Linked DNA regions of Homo sapiens: region 1 is linked to region 2. Evidence: read pairs that join two places in POLR2A ChIA-PET (ENCODE). Cell type or tissue: HepG2. All regions are shown on one strand. Each heading gives the region's core, and the rest is flanking DNA. Links, peaks and the distances in the headings are about the cores only. Region 1 overlaps ANXA4 (annexin A4). Region 2 overlaps ANXA4 (annexin A4).

Region 1 (2,922 bases), core at 191-2,690, 55 kb before region 2:
AAGTTGATGATGGTGCCCAGAAAAACAAGGTAGGGAAGCTGCACATTTATAAAGCGTATTAGAATATTCTTTGATTTATGCACTATTCGAAGCTTGAGCCTGGGAACTAAGGCCATACAACAAAGCAAGGATTAAACTATCAACATGTGGGACCCAGTCAGCTTTCCCAGCAATCATTGAGGCCACTGTGACTTTCCTTATTGTTATAAAATGTAGATATTTAGCCCTACCTCTTAAGACAAGATAGAACTCACCACAACCAGTTTTCACTACTGTAGTATCTAGTGGCTTTCAAATCAGGTAAACTAGGTGTTTTATCCCAGTCTGGCCTCATGCTAACTTCAGGCAAATTACACAACTTTTCTCAGTTTTTAACTTGTTAAGTGGAAATAATAGTCATTGTCCCAGAGGTTATTGAGTAGATAAGATAACATGGAGGAGTGTTTAATAAGTGTTCCCTCCCTCCTTCCCCTGCCTTTTAGACAAAGCAATCATTGGAGTAAAAACTGGCTTTGGCATGATGTGGGAAGAGCAGAGAAGGCGTGGGATGTTTTAAATTATATGTAAAATACATTTTTTTATTTTTTTGAGACGGAGTCTCCCTCTGTCACCCAGGCTGGAGTGCAGTGGCGTGATCTCGGCTCACTGCAGCCTCTGCCTCCAGGTTCCAGCGATTCTCCTGCCTCAGACTCCCGGGTAGCTGGGATTACAGGCACGTGCCACCACACCCAGCTAATTTTTGTATTTTTAGTAGAGATGGGGTTTCCTCATGTTGGCCAGGCTGGTCTCAAACTCCTGACCTCAGGTGATCTGCCCACCTCAGCCTCCCAAAGTGCTGGGTTTACAGGTGTGAGCCACTGCACCAGGCCTAAGATACATGTTTTTTAATTACTTGTGGATTGAAAGGATTATTATTGCCCTCAACAGTGCTGTGAATAACTGGCCAAAATATGGACAAAAGACCGTCCGTAAGTTACTAGCTGGGTGCTAGGCTGGAATCGATTCTTATTTAAGATGGCCTAGTAGGCAGGCCTCCAAATTTGTTTTCATTCCTTTACCTTCTACATCTTGCCTTTGAATACACGTTTAAAATGTTATTTCTCCCAACTCAAACCCCGTCACTGCAATAAAACTTCCTTTACTTTTAGAAGGATCTAAGTTCCAAGAAAAAAAGAAGGAAAAAAAGAGAGTTACTCTCATTTTCCTATTTCATAGACAGTTTTGAAAGCCTTTAGTGTTTGGGTGGGGCCCAGTCACACCCTTTGCAATCTGCAGACCAGTGGTTTAAATTTGTCATCCTTGTGGGCTGTAAAATGAAACCATGTACCAAAGAAAAATAGTGAATGACTCACTCACATGTGATCTTCCAGCGAAGGGAAGGATTCAGTAGGAATGTGCCACAAGGCTGGCAGGTCCCTTCATAATAGGCTCAGGTGGCCTGTTCTGGGATGTGGGTCAATGTTAGGAACCTGAATGGAGGCCGCCAAGTTGTGGTGGGGTCTGAAGGAGAGCTTCAGTTACCGGGGTGAATTCACCACAATGCAACATCCAGCAGACCCAGAGAAACTCTCTCTCAGCACGACAAGAAAGGGAGGATTCCTATTCACCAGGCTCATTAAACCTGTACGCACACACACATGCAAACACACACGTGCAGACACACACACGTGCAGACACACACATATTGCTAATTTATTTATATTAAGAAATACAGTGCCAGGCATGGTGGTTCACACCTGTAATCCCAGCACGTTGGGAGGGTGAGGCAGACGATCGCTTGAGCCTAGGCATTCAAGGCCAGCCTAGGCAATGCAGCGAGGCCTTGTCTAGAAAATTTAAAAAAAAAAAAAATTAGCTGGGCGTGGTGGCACGTACCTGTAGTTCCAGCTACTCGGGAGGCTGAGGCGGCAGGATCTCTTGAGCTAAGTAGTTCGAGGCTGAAGTGAGCTATGACTGTACCACTGCACTCCAGCCTGGGCAACAGGGCAAGACCCTGTCTCCAAAAAAAAAAAAAAGAAAAAAAAAAAAAAAAGAAAGGAAAAATATTATTTAGGCAAAAATCCTCATGCTCCAATATTTGTAGACAGGTTGATTTGGGAAGCCAAACTCTAGCCTAAAAGGTGCTTGGCAACCATGGAACAAGGGAGTATTAGATGGACAGAATTCATCTTCACAGTGGGGAAATATCTGACCCCCGACCACTGGCTTCACCCTTTCCGTAGGACAGGGCTTAGATGAATATTTCAAAGTAAGCATCTGTGCCAGTTTTGCATGGAGCTTGCTCTGCTGATGGACACAAGTTTTCCTTAAACATGCTAATATCTTCCAGCAAGCCTGCTTCAACCCAGGAGCCGTTCTTTCCCATTAAAATGAGTTTGCATATCTTTGTTTTGATGGGTGTTTGCTGATTTTACTAGTCTAATGCTTAGGGAAGTATCTACTTTGCCCGCTTTCCAAATGCTGGGTGAGAGAGGAGAATGCACCACACTGTTACCTCCACATATAGCCTACTAAATAGGACTTGAAATCAGAAGTTCTTGTTCCACATCCCTGCAGTCTGCCATAAGGACATAAGAAACTTTCTAGTTGAGTCAGCACCTGGCTTGCCCATTTCTGGCAGATACAACTGGGCAATTTGTGTTACAGTGTATTATTATCCTTCTGGACATCCTGGAAACCAGTATAGATGTATTCTCAACATACCTACTTTTTCTTTATGAATTCATTGTAAATTATTTCCATGAATTTATGTAATCTTAGTTGAAATAAGTTGAACTTATTTACAACTTATTTTTCCCTTTTGTAACTGCTATTGAGATAGGTCTCATATGTTTAATTCCCAACTATCTTTCAGTTGCTCCAAAACTATGTCTTAAAAACTTCAGATCCCTATCCTAAGCCCTAGTCGTAGAGTTCAGATAC
Region 2 (2,922 bases), core at 242-2,741:
GGCAACAATTCACAGCAAAGATTAAACTGTTATGAAACTTTCAGTACCAAATTATATTGCATTCAAATGTATAAATAAGAAACTTGAGGCTCCAGAAGAAAACATATAATGGAATTAGTATGCTAGCGAGAGACTTTAATACATCCTATGCTTTGGCACATCAATGAGGCAAAGTATAAACAAGGATATATTAAGATTGAGCTTAACAGATACTTATTAAACTTTGAACCCTATATACAGAGATTCCATCTTTTCTAGTCCCCACGAATGACTAATAAAAATTAATCTAGGCCAGGTGCAGTGGCTCACACCTGTAATCCCAGCATTCTGGGAAGCTGAGGTGGGAGGATCACTTGAGCCCAGGAGTTCGAAGCTGCAGTGAGCTATGACCACACCACTGTTCTCCAGCCTGGGTGATAGAGCAAGACCCTGTCTCTAAAAATATAATAAAAATAAATAAATAAAATTAAAGATTAAAAAATTAATCAATTATTAGACCACAAAAATTTATATGCAGAAATTATAGAACCTTTCCGGAAGACTGTTTTGTAACCCATATCAAAATGTTTAAGAAAACAGGCTGGGTGCGGTGGCTCACACCTGTAATCCTAGTACTTTGGGAGGCCAAGGTGAGTGGATCACTTGAGGTCAGGACTTCAAGACCAGCCTGGCCAACATGGTGAAACCCTGTCTCTACTAAAAAAATAAAAATTAGCCAGGCGTGGTGGTGTGTACCTGTAGTGCCAGCTACGCAGGCAGCTGAGGCAGGAGAATCACTTGAACCTGGGAGGCGGAGGTCGCAGTGAGCCAGGATTGCACCATTGCACTCTAGCCTGGGCCACAGAACGAGACTCCGTCTCAGAAAAAAAAAAAAAAAAAGGTTTAAGAAAATGCATTTAGTCCAGTAATTCCCATTTTATGAAAATTTATCCAGAATAAATCATTAAGAAAATATACAAAAATGTAACTACAATATGCTTATTGAAGCAGTGTTTATAATAGTGAAAAATTGAAACAACGTAAATATCCAACAATAGGGAGAGGGAGGATGTGATCAAATAAATTATTTTACCTGCATACAATGGGATATTCTGTAACCATTAAATAATGTTGTAGAATAATATTTAACAAAATAGGGCCCTAGCACGGTTGCTCACGCCTGTAATCCCAGCACTTTTTGGGAGGCCAAGGCTGGCAGATCATGAGATCAGGAGATCAAGACCATCCTGGCTAACATGGTGAAACCCCATTTCTACTAAAAATACAAAAACAAAATTAGCCGGGCATGGTGGCAGGCGCCTGTAGTCCCAGCTACTCAGGAGGCTGACGCAGAAGAATGGCGTGAACCCGGGAGGCAGAGCTTGCAGTGAGTCAAGATGGCGCCACTGCACTCCAGCCTGGGTGACAGAACAAGACTCTGTCTCAAAAAAAAAAAAAAAAAAAAAAAACCACAAACAAAAATGAACAAAATAGGGAAATAGGCTATATTGTTAAGTGAAAAAGCAGAACACAGAATACTACTGTTCTATCACATTGGGTATCTAGATACATAGAAAAAAGACTGGAAGGACATTCACACATCAAAACGGTAAGAATAGTAGTCTCTAGATGATGGAATAATGGTTGATTTTTGTGTTCTTTTTTGTCTTTATTTTCTACACTGAATAAGTATTACCTTCGTAATAAAAAATAACAAAAAAAATTTAAAGCTAAGAAAAATCCAGCCAAGCTTGAAAAAGTTGGCTTAGATGACTTTGAACTGTGTGTTTCATTTTAAAATCTATTTATCTAACTTTGCTTCCCTATCGAACAGGGTGACACATCTGGAGACTACAGGAAAGTACTGCTTGTTCTCTGTGGAGGAGATGATTAAAATAAAAATCCCAGAAGGACAGGAGGATTCTCAACACTTTGAATTTTTTTAACTTCATTTTTCTACACTGCTATTATCATTATCTCAGAATGCTTATTTCCAATTAAAACGCCTACAGCTGCCTCCTAGAATATAGACTGTCTGTATTATTATTCACCTATAATTAGTCATTATGATGCTTTAAAGCTGTACTTGCATTTCAAAGCTTATAAGATATAAATGGAGATTTTAAAGTAGAAATAAATATGTATTCCATGTTTTTAAAAGATTACTTTCTACTTTGTGTTTCACAGACATTGAATATATTAAATTATTCCATATTTTCTTTTCAGTGAAAAATTTTTTAAATGGAAGACTGTTCTAAAATCACTTTTTTCCCTAATCCAATTTTTAGAGTGGCTAGTAGTTTCTTCATTTGAAATTGTAAGCATCCGGTCAGTAAGAATGCCCATCCAGTTTTCTATATTTCATAGTCAAAGCCTTGAAAGCATCTACAAATCTCTTTTTTTAGGTTTTGTCCATAGCATCAGTTGATCCTTACTAAGTTTTTCATGGGAGACTTCCTTCATCACATCTTATGTTGAAATCACTTTCTGTAGTCAAAGTATACCAAAACCAATTTATCTGAACTAAATTCTAAAGTATGGTTATACAAACCATATACATCTGGTTACCAAACATAAATGCTGAACATTCCATATTATTATAGTTAATGTCTTAATCCAGCTTGCAAGTGAATGGAAAAAAAAATAAGCTTCAAACTAGGTATTCTGGGAATGATGTAATGCTCTGAATTTAGTATGATATAAAGAAAACTTTTTTGTGCTAAAAATACTTTTTAAAATCAATTTTGTTGATTGTAGTAATTTCTATTTGCACTGTGCCTTTCAACTCCAGAAACATTCTGAAGATGTACTTGGATTTAATTAAAAAGTTCACTTTGTAAGAACGTGGAAAAATAATTTTAATTTAAAAATGGTGTTTTTAGGCCGGGGGCGGGGGCTCACGCCAGTAATCCCAACACTTTGGGAGGCCAAGGCGGGTGGATC

Evidence for each region. Peaks named below come from ENCODE experiments on the same cell type or tissue, not always from the same donor. Only the 100,000 strongest peaks of a DNase experiment are listed, where the experiment ranks them.
Region 1: POLR2A ChIA-PET joins it to region 2 with 11 read pairs; 16 of 35 experiments call an interaction of 5 or more read pairs at or near these places.

What each region holds. Positions count from the first base shown.
Region 1 is chr2:69,769,094-69,772,015 of GRCh38, forward strand. All of the region lies in intron 1 of ANXA4 (annexin A4), which reads left to right. Among named protein-coding and RNA genes, the nearest start is that of ANXA4, 28 kb to the left of the region's middle. In HepG2, for the core only: no CTCF peak of the experiment used is centred there; a DNase peak (open chromatin) is centred at 1,328.
Region 2 is chr2:69,823,643-69,826,564 of GRCh38, forward strand. ANXA4 (annexin A4) reads left to right here. Exons shown (of 13, transcript NM_001153.5): 13 at 1,814-2,922. The coding sequence ends at 1,873. It overlaps LOC124906021 (a long non-coding RNA gene), which reads right to left. Exons shown (of 2, transcript XR_007086846.1): 2 at 2,100-2,922. Among named protein-coding and RNA genes, the nearest start is that of GMCL1, 4.6 kb to the right of the region's middle. In HepG2, for the core only: no CTCF peak of the experiment used is centred there; no DNase peak of the experiment used is centred there.